Linked DNA regions of Homo sapiens: region 1 is linked to region 2. A link is a loop called in an ENCODE intact Hi-C map of the cell type or tissue named here. Cell type or tissue: psoas muscle. All regions are shown on one strand. Links, peaks and the distances in the headings refer to the core of each region. The heading gives the core; the rest is flanking DNA. Region 1 has its middle 7.3 kb from the start of LINC02777. Region 2 has its middle 51 kb from the start of LINC01358.

Region 1 (8,342 bases), core at 52-8,051, 58 kb after region 2:
GAACTCACTTATTAGTTCTAGTACTACTTTTCTCTTTTCCATCAGATTTTCTTACTAGGCAATCATGGGTTTTTTTGGTTTTTGTTTTTGAGACAGGGTCTCACTCTGTCACCTAGGCTGGAGTGCAGTGTCACAATCCCTGCTCACTGCAACCTCCACCTCCCAGGTTCAAGTGATTTTCATGCCTCAGCCTACCAAGTAGCTGGGACTACAAGCACGTGCCACCACGCCCAGCTAATGTTTGTATTTTTGGTAGAGACAGGATTTCACCATGTTGGCCAGGCTAGTCTCAAACTTCTGACCTCAAGTGATCTGCCCTCCATGAGCTCCCAAAGTACTGGGATTACAGGCATGAGCCACTGCACTCAGCCCAATCATGTTTTTGAGAATAAAGAGTTTTATTTTTTTTTCCCCAATCTGGATTCCCTTTATTTCTTTTTCTTGCCTTATTGCATTGGACAAAAACTCCATTACAATGTTGAATAGAAGTGATGAGAGTAGATGTCATTGTCTTTTTCCCAATATTAGGGAGAACACACTTAGTCTTTCACCATTAAGTATAATGTTAGGTGTACATTTTTCTTATATGCTCTTTATCAAGTTGAGGAAGTTCCCTTCTAGTCTTAATTTACTTAGAGATTTTGTCAAGAATGGATGTCTCATCTATTGAGATAAGCATGATTATTATTTTTTGCCTTGTTAATAAAATAAATGTTATTAACTGATTTCTAATATTAAACAAAATTTTTATTCCTTGAATAAACTCCATTTGGGCATAGGTATTATTGTTTTCATATATTGTTGGATTCAATTTGCTAAAATTTTATTTAGAATTTTTTGATTTGTATTCATTATGGATATTGGTCTGTAGTTTTTTTGTTTGTCTTTTTTTTTTCATTTTAACATATTTGGCTTTGGTATCAGGGTAGTTATGGAATCTTAAAATAAGTTGTAAAGTATTCTCTCCTTTTCAGTTTTCAGGATGTCTGTGTCAAATTTATGTTTCTTCCTTAAGTGTTTGGTAGAATTCATCAGTGAAACCAATTGGAATTGGAATTATATTTGTGGGGAGATTTTCAACTACAAACTCAGTTTTCTTACTAGATTTAGGGCAATTCAGGTTACCTATTTCTTCTCAAGTGAGGTTTGATAGTTCGCGTCTTTCCAGGAATTTTTCCATTTTATCTAAGTTCCCAGAGGTTTCTTGATTTTTCTCAAAGAACCAGTTTTCAGTTTCACTGATTTTCTTCATTATCTTTCTATTTTCTATTATATTGACTGTCATTCTGATTTTTACCCATTTCTTTTTTCCACGCACTTTGGTTTTGATTTGCTCTTCTGTTCCTAGTTTCTTAAGGTGGAAGCTGAAGTCATTGATTTGGAACTTTCTTCTTTACTAATATAGGTGGTTAGTGCTATGAATTTTCCCTAAGTACTGTTTAGCAGCATTCCACAAATTTTAATGTATGGTATTCTGATTTTCATTCAGTTTGAAATACTTCATAATTTCCTTCTGATTTCTTCTCTGACCCATGAGTTAGTCACAAGTATGGCAGCGATGGGTATTTTTCCCTCTAATCCTTTTGTTGGGTTCTTCCCCCAGCTTTGGATAGCTTCCTCACATGTGTATGCTGACCAGAATCTTCTGTGGATCTTTGAAGCCTTCTCTCCCTGTGGCTTTATCCTCTCCAGTACTCTGTCCTGTGAATTCTGTCTACCATGGTCTCTCTGAACTCTCAGTTTCATCTCCTCTACTCCAGAAGTCTGCTGGACTCTGTCTGGGTCCCTTCCTTATGTCACAGCCTGAACACTGCCTCCAGGCAGTAAACTGAAGCAGTTGTAGGCTCACCTCATTTGTTTCCTTTATTTTAGGGATTGCTGTTCTTTATTGCCTGGTGTCCAGTGTCTTAACAGCCATTATTTCATATACTTCGGTATTTTTGGTTGTTCCAAGTGTGAAAATAATCCAGTCCCTCTTATTCATGTTGGCTGGAATCAGAAGTCAGTCTAGCTTGCATTTATGGACGTATGTATGTCATTTACTATAAAAACAGCTCTATTTTGTTTTTTGTTTGTGCTTTCTCTGCTATTTAAGATGGGTTACATTTCTATTTTAGTGGTTACCAGTTTATATATTTATAAAACATCCTTAGTTCTCTCTACTTTTTGGACACTATCTGCTAGTTCATTATAAATGATGACACAATTAGTGTGCTTATCTTCCTCCTTCTTAACAAACCCATTTCAGTCAACAACATTTTCCTTAGTGTGTCTGTTTATATGGATACTTATGTAATTAAGCTTATACTTCTATTATTTGAGTCTTCTACTTTCCCTCCTATTTTTATTGTCCCTTTAGTATAATTTCCTGGTAATAAGGGCAAAAATGTTGACTTAAACAGACATATTTCATTAGAAGTCCCAAAAGCATTGCTTTAGAATATAGAGAAATGTATCTGAGCCCTGGTTCCTCTAATTACCAGCTCTATTCTGACCTTGGGGTAGCAGCTTAACCCATCAGAGTGTCAGTCTTCTAGTCTATAAGGAAGAATAACAATACAGTTGACTGAAGAACAACATGGGGATTAGGGGCGCCAACCCCCTGCACAATTGAAAATCCACGTATAACTTTTGACTCCTCAAAAATTTAACTTCTAGTAGCCTACTTTTGACTAGAAATCTTGCCAATAATACAAACAGTCAATTAACACATATTTTGTATGTTATATGTACTATTAGTATATACTGTATTCTTACAATAAAGTAAGCTAGAGAAAAGCACATATTGCTAAGAAAATCATAAGGAAAAGAAAATATATTTACTATTCATTAAGTGGAAGTGGATCATAATAAATGTCTTCATCCTTTTTGTCTTCATGTTGAGTAGGCTGAAGGGGAGGTAGAAGGGAGGAGTTGATCTTGCTGTCTGAGATGTGCAGAGGTGGGTGAAAATCTGCATATAAATGGACCCTTGCTGTTCAAACTGTGTTGTTCAAGGATCAACTGTATCTATTTTTTAAGGTTGTCATGAGACTTACTCCATATAACACATGTAAAATGCTTAGCATAAAGCCTGATGCATAGAAAATGCATACAAAATGTTAGTTATAATTATTATTAATAGAAATAGAAATCAACAAACAAATATATATGTACTATGTACTATATACCAGGCACTGTGCTAGCCACCTTACATTCCTTGTGTAATCTTTACAATGAATCTACGGCAAATGCATTACCTCATTTTAGAGAGGAGGGAGGGAGGCCGTAAGAGGTTAAGAATATAACAAAAGTCGCTCAGCGTGCGCAGGAATGACAATGGTGAAATTAAGACCTAAATGATGTCAAGTTCAGAGCTCTTGCCACTACTCCACAGCTGCCTCTATTGTGCTGAACCTTGCTGTGCTAATGAAAGCAGCACACATACACATACACGCACATATGTGTGCTCACTTTATTCTGAGAACAAACTTGGCTTTACAGCTCAGTATGTATACAGGATACACCTGGATGAATATAACCTGCCTGTTTTTCCAAACCCTAGGTTCAGAGTCTGGCTTGCAGACAAGGTACAGATGGAAATCTTCCTGGACTCAGGCCAAGAAGAGGAGAAAGGGTGAGAAAGGCTTGCCCCATGGCCTGCAGTAGCGCTGAGTATACCCTTTAGATTAATCCTTGGAGAGTAGCTGGAGGAATGAAGCCAGTGATGTCTCTGGCTTGCCCAGTGCTTTACAGTTTACAAATTTCTTCAGCACTCACGCCCTTTTAGACTTTTCATGGCAGTATTATAGCTGAGGAAATGGGGGTTAATATCCTGCCCAAGGTCACATGTTAGTTGGTGATAGGGCCTGGACGACAATCCCAGATCTCCTGGCCACCTGTCCAGCGCATTTCTCATGATACAGTTTTGACTTTATGGATAGTATTTTCCCTTTTCTAGTTCTGTTGGGGCATGATTGTACCCCATAGATGTGTAAAAGGAAAATCAATATTTGACTGGATACTGAACGTCCTCAGCATTATGCTATGAGCTGCAACAGATAAAAAAGCTTAAAGTCTGGTCCTGGTTCTTAATATTCATTCATTTACTCATTCATTCATTCATTCATGCTAAGGATTCACTAGTACCAGGCCCTGTTAGGATCTGGGAAATACCCTTCAAGGGGCTCACTATATAATAAAGTAGACGGATTCAAAAGTCAACTGTTCTAACTCAGAAGGAGAAGAGCTAAAATACATGTATTTGGGGTGTGGTGGGTTGTACTATTGAGAGTAGTTAACTTTGCCTGTGGGATCCAGGAAGGTATCCTAGAAAGATGAGGGTGGAAAGCCTCATAGGAGCTGAGGGATAGAATCTGACACAGATGGAGGCAGAAGTGGGCCTACCAGTGAGTGGGTGTGGCTGAAGGCAGGAAGGGTAGGGCAAGGCTGGGAGTTAGGTGGGCCACATGGCCACATTGTGGAGGCCTCATGATCATGCTGAGGAGTTTAGACTCTATCCTGTGGATGATGGAAAGACATTCCAAAACATTAAAGCTAGGCAAAGTGGCTCACACCTATAATTCCAGCACTTTGGGAGGCTGAGGTAGGAGGATCATTTGAGTCCAGGAGGTCGAGACCAGCCTGGGCAACGTAAGGAGAGCCCCATCTTTACAAAAAAATTATTTTAAAAATTAGTGGGTTGTGGTGGTGCATGCTTGTAGTCCCAGCCACTCAACCACTCAAGAGGCTGAGATAGGAGGATCGACTGAGCCCAGGAGGTTGAGGCTGTAGTGAGCTATGATTCCGCCACTGTACTCCAACCTGGGCATTAGAGCAAGACCTTGTATCTAAAGAAGAAAAAGTAAAAGAAAAAAAAAGTAGTAATAATATGATCAGATTTGATTAGAAAGCTCACTGTGACACATGTGAGAAGAATGGACCAACAAGAGTGGGATCAATGAAGAAACTGGTCAAGGTGAGGCCCACAGAGCAGGGTGTGGGGGGATGGGGAGAATTGTTCTGGCTAAACCCTACTCACATTGTAAGGCTCAGCATAGACAACAGCTCAAAGAAGGACCTTTAATATGGTTAGGAGCTCCTCCCCAGGGACCCCTCTCCAATGCCCTCAAAGCAGAACCTGAGCTCACTAGTGGTTACAGCTATAGCTTTTAAGCCAACTTTATAAGCCATTGCACCTTCCTCCACTGCTAGTGAGTTGTGTGACTTTGGCCAAGTTGTTTATTCACTCTGTTGTCTTGGTTTCCTTATCTATAAGGTAAAGATACTAATATCACCTATCTCTTAGGGTTATTGTGATGATTAAGTGGTTTAATGTATATAATGCTCTTAGAACAGTGTCCAGCAGTGATTAAGCGTGCAATAAAAGTGGGCTTTTATTATCGCTACACCCATTTGCTATTGAGAAATTGTGTATTTATGGATGCACCTGACCAGCCAGGGAGCTCCTTAGGGACAGGTATCCCTGTGCCAGCAGAGGGCCTGGGACAGAGCAGGCCCTCAATAAATATTTGTTAAATAAATTGGAGATGTAGGGGAAGATACATTCAATGAATATTTAGGAATTAAATTGTGCATTGCTGGGTGATGGACAGAACATTAGGTAGAGGGTTCAGGGGGAGAATAAAATCATTCTGAGCTTTCTAAACTGGGACAAAAAGATGACGGTGATGCCATGGCTGAGACAGGGAATCTGAGAGAAGGAGTTGGTTCAGAGAGATAAGTAGCTAACCTGCCTGAGATCCAATCTTTAGAAATGGACAAAGCAGAGATTTGAACCCAGGTCTGTAAGAGTCCATGTTTCATAAACAAGTTTATGTAACCTTCATGTCTGTATGTCATTGCCTAGCACAGGGCCTAATGCAGTAAGTATTTAATAACATATGTCAAACGAGTAGGTAGATGCTTAAGTAAATGGTTCTCCTTTGTAGATGCCAGGGTATTATGGTTGCTTTTCTTTTCAATGGTAAATAGAAGTCTGTGAAGACAAGAGAAAAAGAAAAGAAAATCTCCATTAAAGATTAAAGAAAGAGGAACTAGTAATCAATATTTCAAATGAATGAACAAGAGGAGCCATCATCCTTCTTCTTCCCTTTTTCTGACACATCAGGACATTTTTTAAATGATTTCCAGCTTCATAACATACTCTTGCAAACTGCTAGGAAGGATGACTAAAACTACCCACCAGGAAGTTTTGCAAAGCCCAAGCCAAAAAAAAAAAAAAAAAGTGATATCAAGGAATCTAGGAAACAGGAAAATGCCTGGTGACAGGGAGACCAGTCATGCAGGCTCCTCTATACATGATCCCCATTTCAATCACCACCTCCTCAGAAAACAGATTTCTTAAGTCAAAGTGCTTATGGAATTGGCACCTGAGCGTTAGGGCAGGAAGAACTGTCTACATAGTGCCTATTTGAAATTAATAAGTTCTCCTTCAATACAAGTCTGGGTAGCAGAGCAGCAATAATAATAATTATTATAATGCCTATAATTTATTGAACGTTTCCCTCTAAAAACTGGTAAGTACTTTATGCACACTATTTCATTGAAACCTCGCCAAATCCTACAAGAAACATACTGTTAGCACCATATGAAAGACAGGAAAACTAAGCCTCAGAGAGGTTAAGTAACCTGACCAAGGTCACTCAGCAAGTAAGGTGATATAAACCCTTATTCATGGATAAATTTTCTCCTTGACTCCTTTGAATTTGGAGCTGTGCATGGTTTAACTTCATCCAAATAATCCTAGTTGAGGCATGGAGCTCACATTCTAACTCCAGGGATGACAAGAGTATCTCTGCTCAAATGCCTTTTGCCAGTCCAAAGAAATTTGAGAAGTGTTGTGCAAGGATCAAGAGACATGGATTCAGAGAACTGGGTTCCAGTATTGACTTTGCCACTTATTGCTTGTGAGGCTTCTGCTGAATACCTTAAATTCTTTGGGTCCCATTAGTTTCTTAGTTTTTCCTCCTTCCCTTTCAACCCTCCTGCCCAGCACACACTCTGGAATATGAAAGGATTTATCTCAATGATCTCTCAAATCTCTTAGGAAACTAATTTTTTGTTTCAATAATTGTATCTTTTCTAATAAAAATTTTCTAGTTAAAAAGGGATACAAACGTTTTAAAGAGAAACATACATGTTAAAGAAAAAGCAACACATACTTGTTAAAGGATACAAAAGAGTAGAAAGTAAAATGTTTCTTTTATACAAGTAGAGTTATTGCTAGAATTTTAAATTTAGAAAAAACTATTAAAGGCCGGGCACGGTGGCTCATGCCTGTAATCCCAGCACTTTGGGCTGAGGAGGGTGGATCACCTGAGGTCAGGAGTTCAAGACCAGCCTGACCAATATGGTGAAACCCTGTCTCTAATAAAAATACAAAAATTAGCCAGGCATGATGGCGGGCACCTGTAGTCCTAGCTAGTTGGGAGGCTGAAACAGGAGAATTGCTTGAACTCAGGAGGCAGAGGTTGCAGTGAGCTGAGATCACACCACTGCACTCCAACCTGGGTGACAGAGTGAGACTTTGTTTCAAAAAACAAAAACAAAAACAAATTTAAAAACTATTAAAGAAGGTTGATAAAGCTTTAACATTTAGCAACAACAACAAGCATGTTTGAACACTTCTTGTCACTTTCCTAAATATTTATTGACTTTCCTTTTGAAAGCATTTGTATTGCATATCCCCTTTCCAATATTCAGTGTTAAGGCTTAACAAGTCCCTAGGAACATTTTTATTCCTTTGGTGACTGAAAGTAAAATAAAGCAAAACCAAATCTTCTTGGGGAAATTTCTGTCCAAAATAATTCACTCCACAGCCTCTAGTTAAGAGCTTACTGTTCTCACGACTTGTGCAAGGAGATGCACAGAACACAATGTGGTCTAGTTGAGGGGACCCAGTGCTCAGTGGAGACAAAGCCAAAGAGGATCTGTGAGTGAATGAAGGTGAGTACCCAGTGCTGTGGGAGTGCAGATTAATTCTGTCACAGAGGAAGTGACAGAGGCTGCGTCTTGAAACGTGAACTGGAGTCCAACAGATGGCAAAACCTTGGGAAAGCAACCACTTAGACAAGCTCTTGTTTGGTTACCCAGTGCTAGAGTGACAATATAATTTATTTTCCAAATTATGGTACCTGATAATAAAAGGGGAACTATTGGCAATTATGTCAGGACAATGGGTGTAAACCAGAACCTCCTAGGTAAACCAGATGATATGGTGATTTTACTGTGTGCAAAGATTTTTATATCATGAAAAACAGGTCCCTGAATTGCATTTCATGCTTATTGAAACCTGTGACAAGATAGTATGTTAAAAATGCTCCAGAGAAGCCTTCCCCACC
Region 2 (8,342 bases), core at 116-8,115:
TTGCCTTCTCGTCTGCAGGAGAGCCGACCCCTTGTCCAGGTGTCCAATCATGCTTCAGGATGTCACAGGGGCTCTGATTAGCTGTTTGGGTGGGGTCCTATCAGGGTGCAAATGATGAAAAGGATCACTTCCTTCTGGGGTCAGGAATTGCATGGATAATTGCATGCACCCTGATAAGACCCCACCTGAACAGCTAATCGGAGCCCCTCTGACACCCTGAAGCATGATTGGACACTTGGACAAGGGTCTGCTCTCCTTCTGAAGACAAGAAGCCAATGCAAGCCCTGATATAAATCCACTGGATACAAAAACGTCTCAACACAAGAATGTGTTAGAATCATCCTTACAATTCACTAGCCTGGGAATAGTGCAAACCAAAACCAGACAAGAACTCTGACCTCAAAGAACATCCACTCTAATGGAGAGAAAAAAAGACATCTGAATGAATGCCCATGGTAATTTAGCATAAATTAAGTGATGTGGAAAAAAAATAAAATGGGAATGAGAATGAATGTTTGTTGGTGGCGGAGGAGGACTGCTTTCCCTAGAGTGTTTAGGGAAAGTCTCTCTGAAGAGGTGACACAGAGTGAGACCTGAATGATGAGAAGCAGGCAACCATGGGGAGATCTGGGGACACTCTGCAGGCAGGAGGAACTGCAAAGGTCCTGGGACAGGCATCAGCTGGTGTATTCAAGAGACAGAAATCAGGCCATCATGGCTAGAATGGAGGGAGCCATGGGGTATATATTTAGTAGAAGACCCAGAAGGGCCCATTCACATGCTTCAGAGAATGTAGCTTTTCCTGTGTGAAGAGGATTTAAGGACAGAATGTGGAATAAGGCAGAGGTTTTACTGTCAGAGTTAAAAGGGTAGCTTTCCTGGGAGAGTCAGCTTGATGTAAAGGGGATATCCCCACTCTGCCTCTTCCCAACTGTGTGAACTTGGGCAAGTGATTTAATCTCTCTGGACCTCACCCTCCTCCTGCATACAGTGGAGATGATGATATCTGCCTCACAGACCAGAAGTGAGACTAGACAATAAGCACTGGCTCATCCCCTTCTCCTGGTAGATAGTTAAAAAAAAAAAAAAATCACCCTGGGGACCATGGGGCATCTGGCATGCTCTTGAAGCTAGTCACTAGCAAGGTTTTGACAACTTATTTCTTAACAAATAGATCATCATCTGTCCATCTCAATGAATGGTATACTGTTCAAGCAGTACCCGTACCTCTTCAGGATCTGCACAGTTAAAACTACTGGGCTGCCCTCAGGTGATGTAGGTCCATCCAAGGACCACACTTTGATTAGCAAGGATTTAGAGCCAAGGGGCTTCCATAGCACAGACAATATTGGATCCACCACCAAAAGGTTACAAATCAACAGTATGCTTTTAGTAGTTTATTACTGAATTCATTAGATAAATAAATGTTCCTACAGTGCCTACTATGCACTAGACATCATTCTGGGAAGTAGGATTTCAGTGGCAAACATTGATCAGGGCTTGTTCTCAAACAACACTTATCCTGTAGCAGACAGCCAATTAAACAAGCAATTAAGATCATCTAAGTGCAGAGCCTGGGGGTGTCCAGTGTGTTAGCTTGAGAACGTCAGGGAAGATCTCCTAGATGAAGTGACACTAAGGTGGAGAGCTGGCCCTGAGGAGGTGTGCAGGCAGAGGGAACAGCATCACCAGGGGCCAAGGCCACCCAGCCAGTCAGAGGCACAACCCTGATTTAAATCAGGTCTCTTATCTAAAGACTTGCTCTTACTAGTATCTTCCATGCTGTATGAATCAAGTCTTGCAAAAGAGCAGCTGCTAGCTGTCCTTCCCCAGCGATGTCAGAGCAGCCACTCCCGACTGGAAAGATATCTGTTCTGAGCAGAGGTCTCGGCATCACCTGACAGGCATGGCCATTACGAAATTTGCCTCCACACCAGACATGTGGCACCACAAACACCATCCAGGCATTGCTTCAAACAACCTTCCTCCCAAAGACTCCTGACTGGGAAATGTGATTGCCCTCTGATTGCTGCTAATAATAGCCTTATTTTTTTTAAGCAACAATGAACTTTGAAACTTGGGTGATGGTAGCTGGTCACATCAGCTTGGGTGAAGTTCATCAGAAAGTAAAAGTCCAGCGACCTAGAAGTTTCCAGGACTCTCTAAGAGGGAAAGATACAGAAATTCACCTGAAACAAGGACCCTCTATGTGGCAGACAGTGTACACGCCTTATTTACATTAAGTAGAGGTGACACAGACCTGGCATGAAACTTCGAATGTAGCTGTGTGACTTTGGGCAAGTCACTTAACATCTATCAATCTCAGTTTCCTCATCTATTAAATGGGAGATGGATTCCTACCTTACCTGTCTTATGTGTGATGATGTTCATAAAATGCTAAGCTCAGTGAGTGGTACATTGTCAGCACTCAGTAAGTGAGGATGGGAAATAGTCTTATTACACCCCAGAGAGGTAAGAACAGATGAGGAGACAGATGCAAAAAGGTTAAGCGATTTCTCTAGTCTCCAAAGCAGGTAAATGATAATTCAGATTTGAAGTCAAGTCTACCTTCAAATCCTAGAATCTTTCTTCAGTTCTTCATGTTCTGTTTCTTTTAGAATTATACCCTTTGCCATCTGACTTTGCTGTGCCTCCCCCTAGAGTGGGCAAATGTGTCTTCCTGTGCAGTGATATTGGGCTTGACCATTGACTTGCCCTGGGCAAAGTTATGGGGGTGGAAACAACAGCATGACAGTTCTGGGCTGAGACCTCAAGAAGCTTGATCTGTTTCTACTTATCTCTTGCTTCTGCTCCTGTCTCATGTCTCATTTACCACCATGAAAAGGGCAAGTCTGAGGTTCTTTCAGCCTGGCCCCCAGAATGAGACAAAAGAAGCAGACTCAAACTGACCCAAAGCCCTGGGCCTGCACCTTGAACCTGAGGTATCCAGCCAACTCTCAGTGAGAAAAATAAATGCTTGTAGTTGTAAGCAACTGAGTTTCGTGTGGTTTGTTACCCAGCATGATGGTGGCAATATCTGACTAATACACTGTCATAAAAAAGTACAGCCTAGCCAGGCCAGCACTGCAAGTATTTATTGAGTACCTGCTGTGTGTGACGGAAGTAAAACAGAATTTAAAATTATTTCTACCCATGAAGATGGTTTTATCATTCTTCCTATCTCTTTTGCCAAACATTGTCATGACATAGAGTGGAAAACCACAAATCTTTATTTTATTTTTTAAAAATGAAATAAATGTTTATATGTATTTATATTGTTGAAGAGAAAAGCATAGCTTCATTAAAAGATAACGAGCAATATTGAGGCACATATTTTCTAGGAACTCAGCAGTGGATATTAGATTAGCCTACTGAGAATTTGTAAGAGTTGGCTAGTCCTTAAGGGATGGGAAGGATTTAAAGAGGCTGGACATAGCCCTCCAGCCAAATCACACAGCTTTCACCTTCAGGTTTATTTGCTGGGGTGGAGAAGAATGTGACAGACCTGAGTTCAAATCTTCAGGCTGCCAGTTTCTAGCTGTGGGACCTTGAGCAAGTCATCCATCCCTGACCTTCAGATGAGCTCCCCTAGGTTTCTTTCCTGTACCTGGAAGGGCCCCCTCCAGACCTTTGTATGCCTGTAAAGTCCTACTTGACTCCTTCTCCCCCAAGAACTAAGGCTTCTCCCTCTTTTGTCCCAGCCACACCGGACTGAAATGATCTGGGCCCAAGGGTCCTCTGGGATTCTTTTCCATGCATGTGTCTTTTTCTCTTTTTTCTTGGAGGAGAACCACAGCTTTATTAATAACACTTTAAAAATTTTTATACACATACAAATGTATAATTCAAATATGACAAATATAAAAATTAGTTAATTCTAGGTGGTGGAACAAATGGTAATTTGTCAAGTTGTCTGTGCTTTGTTTTTAATATTTTTGAAACTACATGTTTACTGTAAAATAAAGCCAACTATTATATTCATTTAGAAAACAATATTCCTCTTCCTCATTCTCTCACCTGATTATCACTTTTGTTTGTTTGTTTGTTGTTTGCTTTAATTTTTTAATTTTTTTATCTTTTAAGTTCTGGGGTATAAGTGCAGGATGTGCAGGTTTGTTGCATAAGTAAATGTGTATCACAGTGGTTTGTGGTACCTATCAACCCTTCACCTAGGTGTTAACCCTAGCATGCATTAGCTCTTTTCTCTAATGCTTTCCCCACTCCCCTCCCCCAACAGGCCCCAGTGTGTGTTGTTCCCCTCCCTGTGTCCATGTGTTCTCATTGTTCAGCTCCCACTTATGAGTGAGAACATGTGGTGTTTGGTTTTCTGTTCCTGTGTTAGTTTGCTGAGGATAATGGCTTCCAGCTTCATCCATGTCCCTGCAAAGGACATAATCTCATTCCTTTTTATGGCTGCATAGTATTCCATGGTGTATATGTACCATATTTTCTTTATCTAGTCTATCATTGATGGGCATTTGGGCTGACTTTTTTCTACAGCAGCCACTGAGCTAGCTCAGAATGGGGCAGCCCCTTTAGCAACCCAGGATGCCCAGTGCCAATCTCAGTGCCTGGCATGGAATAGACTGTCAGTAAATAGTTGCTGACTTGAACTAAACTGAATGGAATTGCTCCAAATATTCACCAGGAATAAATTATTTTAAAGTACAATTTTGACATTGTTTTTAAAAACGATCTTAGAGCTAAATACATAACTAAAAAAAAAAATACATGCTGAAAAACACATCCACACAAACAAACATGTATGCAAACAAACATTTGCCAAACACAACTCTAGGAGGCTTTTGCAGACTTGTCTGCCATTTAAGGCCTGTAATTTCCCTCTTGGCTGACACTGGCTTTGGCCTGGGCCATGTTTCACAGACTCCTGGCAGGCAGCCTCGTTGGGCTTTGCTTAGCTTTTTTTTTTTTTTTTTTTTCTTTCATCAGACTTGAAACTGAAGCGACAGGACTTTCTGAAACCTTCTGTCAGCTGTAGCTGCCACGCTTCATGTAACCTCCTTACCCCTCCCAGGTTCTGTGGCTTTATAAATGTGTCTAGAGGTCCAGGAACAAGGTAGTAAACAGTGGATTCCTTCTAGAAGGAATAAAGAGGGTTCAGGAGGCACCACCCAGTCTGGGGACTGCCTGTGAACCAGGCCAGGCCCCTACTCCCCCAGAGCAGATTAGATCTGATGGTCTGGACTGCTGGCCAACTTTCAGCATGAAAAAGGTAGAGATACTGGAGAGGAAGTAAAGGAACATGAAAACAAAACCAAATGAACTCTGTTGTGCTGCTGACATGGGTAAAACTTGTATGAACCTAACTGCTGGAGGAAAGTGGGGGCAGCTGGTTTATTCTACGGAGTTCTAGTGTGAGATGCAGCTCATGTTTCTATGCCAATTTCTAATGAGCAAGCTACCCCACTTCTCTGAGCCTCATTTCCTTATCCATGAACTGGATAATATCTACCTTGCAGGGCCAATGTGAGGTTGAATGAATTCATGTTTGTAAGGAGATAAGCGCTTCATAGAAGGTTAATAAATAATAGTTTTTTTTATGGTAAAAGAGCCCCCAATCACAAAACTAGAAGACCCCATTAGAGGGATCCAGTTCCCACTCCTCCCTACACCACTTAAAGTGTAGCCTTCTCCATAGTTGCCTCTCCCAGCCCACGCTCATAGGCTCCCCCAGGGAGCCTGCTGCATCCTGGGGAAATTCTCGCTACTAGAAAGTTTTTCCTTGGGCTGAATCAAAATTGATGTCTCTGCAGCTTTCACCTATTGGGCCTTCCCCCTCAAGAACACTGAAAACAAGTCTATACCCTCCACCTCTCTGCAGTCTTCAGCATAGAGGACAGCTCTCAAGCCCTCTTTGAGGTGTCAACAGAAGTCTTGAGGCTTTAGTTAGGTATATACACATACAATATACATATATACTATATATATACACACATATATATACATATATATGTATGTATATTGTATGTGTATATGTGTATGTATATATCTATATATGTATGTGTATATGTATCCCATACATACGAAGAAAGAGAGAGTGTAAGGTATATTTATATACACTCATATGTAAGTATGTAGAGGCAACTACAAGGGCCTCTGTAGGCAAATACATGTGTACCTATCCAGGACTTGCGAGGTCCAGGAGGGCTTCTTAGAGGAGGTAATGTTTAACCTGAGTAGGCAGTGTAAAGTGCATGTGCAGTCCCACAGCTAATAGTGAGGAACCCAGCCTCAGGAGCATGCCCCTCTGCTGTAGCAGTGGGTGACAGTTGGCATCAACAAAGTGTGTGAAGCTAGATATCATTATTGTCCATTTGTAATTGTTTGTTATTATCCAAATTAACCTTTCTAGGCCCAGTTTCCTCAGTAGCCTTGGCCCATTCTTCTGACAGCATGTTTCTTGATTTGCCTCTGTAATAAACAGGGAGACCTGGGTTTGAGTCAGGCTCTGTCACTCACAAGCTGGGCAGCCACTCCTCTGGGCCTTGGTTTCCACATTGCGAGATGAGAACCTACTGCCCAGGTTGCTGGTGGATTGAATGAGGCATCTTTGGAAGGTGGCCCAGCACATGGCAGATGTTTGGCAGAAGCTTACTTTCTTTTCTAGTTTGACAAGATGATGCCGGCTGATCTGATATTAGATATTAATAGTTGATGATGGCATAATGTGTTATACCTTCTGAGCCATTTGCATTTGCCTAGAGAGTACCAGCCAGCTTAGTGATATGTCGTTGCCCAGTAAGCTTAGAACCCTGGGAGTGAGTGAGCACTGAGGCCAAGGAACTCACCCTAGAGAGGAGGAGAGGGTCTCAGGGGCTGACTGCGATAGATGCTACAACAAAGTTTGGGGCACACAAAAGGAAGGAGGAATTTCATTCAAAGTGGAGTGATTGGCAGAGGCTTCATGATGGAGGTGGCAGATGTCTCTGATGGTGGCCATGCCATAATCTCAAATAGAAACTATTGCATCAGTCTCCTAAATATCTTCCCTGGGCTGCACTCACTCTCTAGAACCTGCTCTGCTCATGAAAGATAAAACGATCTTTCTAAAATTACAAATCAGATAATGGCACTTCCCAGCCCCCAAATCTGCCATGACTTGTCTTTGTTCTTGCAATAAAATCACAACCTCCCCACCCCCATGGCCCCTGAGGCCACCTGTGATGGAGCCTGCTTCCTCTGCAGCTCTGCAGTCAAATAGGCAGGGCCTATGGGAGAAGTGCCCACATGGGACCTCTGCCTGTCTTCTTGGAAGGCACCAAGATACCAGGGGGCAAGGAGAGGGGCAGATTTGTGTTCTGCTCTTGGCGAGGGTGGAGTGTCTCTAAGGTACTTTGCAGACCCTCCGTGGAAGTACTGATCAGAATCATGGCAGGAAACAAGTCTTACACAGAAGGGCTTAGTTGAAAAGAATTTAGTAACAGGATTGTGTTTAGAGGTCAGGGCAAGGTGAAGGAAGCCAGCAAGAGAAGTTGATGCACTCCCAAGCTAGCAACAGTGGAAGGCCCGTACCTCTCTAAGGGGGAAGGGGAAGTGAAGGAATGTGTTCTGGGATGGCTGAGAGAGCTGGAGCTAAGAAAGAGAACCTGCCCACCCCTGCCCCGGGAGTTACCACCATACTGGTCACAGCCAATGCAGGGACTGCAGCAAGAAAGGAGTTCAGGAAGGAGGGAGGCATAGACCCCTGGGTTCTCTCTCCTCCCAGCCTCCTATCTCCCACCAAAGCTTCCCTTTGACCAAATCTAGCTAGAAGTTAGTGGATAAGGGAGTCTGAGTGATGTATTATAGTTCTTAGGCATTAGCTCTCTAGGGCTCAAGGCCTGCAAAGAAGGGCAGTAAAATGGATTGAATAGGAAGGACCACAAAAAGGAATTAACAACACAGCACATGTCCAAGCATCCTGCAAGGAGAATAGGAATCACTAACCCTGAGTGGGTAAACTCTTCCCCAAGAAAGAGAATGCCATTTAAGGGGAGAAGTGAGCCTGGCTGACAGGTAGCTTTCCCAGCCAGGCTGCCGTGTTCACATAGCATCCAGGTCCTGTGTTCAGTGCATCTGCCAGAATATTCCACCCAGCCACAGATATTTCATACTTTGGCCCACACAGAGTTGTGGAGGGCAAAGGAGTTGTTCTCTAATGCTGGACTTTGCCCATTTTCCCCAGGACCAAGATGTGGGCAGGTGTTCTGGGTGCCACCACTAGAGAGGCAGAGATTATTGAGATCCAATAATAAAAATAGTGAGAACAGTAACAGTGGTAACAATAATACAGGATATTATTGTTATCACTGTAACAGTCACATGAATTAAGCTTTTCCTAT

What was found. Hi-C counts contacts between places; a loop is a spot of excess contacts. Peaks named below come from ENCODE experiments on the same cell type or tissue, not always from the same donor. Only the 100,000 strongest peaks of a DNase experiment are listed, where the experiment ranks them.
Region 1: it touches region 2 in a loop (2.3-fold over the local background); 10 of 110 quality-filtered maps call a loop at or near these places.

Annotation. Positions count from the first base shown.
Region 1 is chr1:58,907,248-58,915,589 of GRCh38, reverse strand. No RefSeq gene overlaps it. Among named protein-coding and RNA genes, the nearest start is that of LINC02777, 7.3 kb to the right of the region's middle. In psoas muscle, for the core only: no CTCF peak of the experiment used is centred there; no DNase peak of the experiment used is centred there; H3K27ac peaks cover 1,970 bases.
Region 2 is chr1:58,965,405-58,973,746 of GRCh38, reverse strand. No RefSeq gene overlaps it. Among named protein-coding and RNA genes, the nearest start is that of LINC01358, 51 kb to the left of the region's middle. RefSeq lists an enhancer at 5,006-5,165. In psoas muscle, for the core only: a CTCF peak has its summit at 4,797; DNase peaks (open chromatin) are centred at 1,866, 4,886 and 6,566; H3K4me3 peaks cover 370 bases; H3K27ac peaks cover 7,626 bases.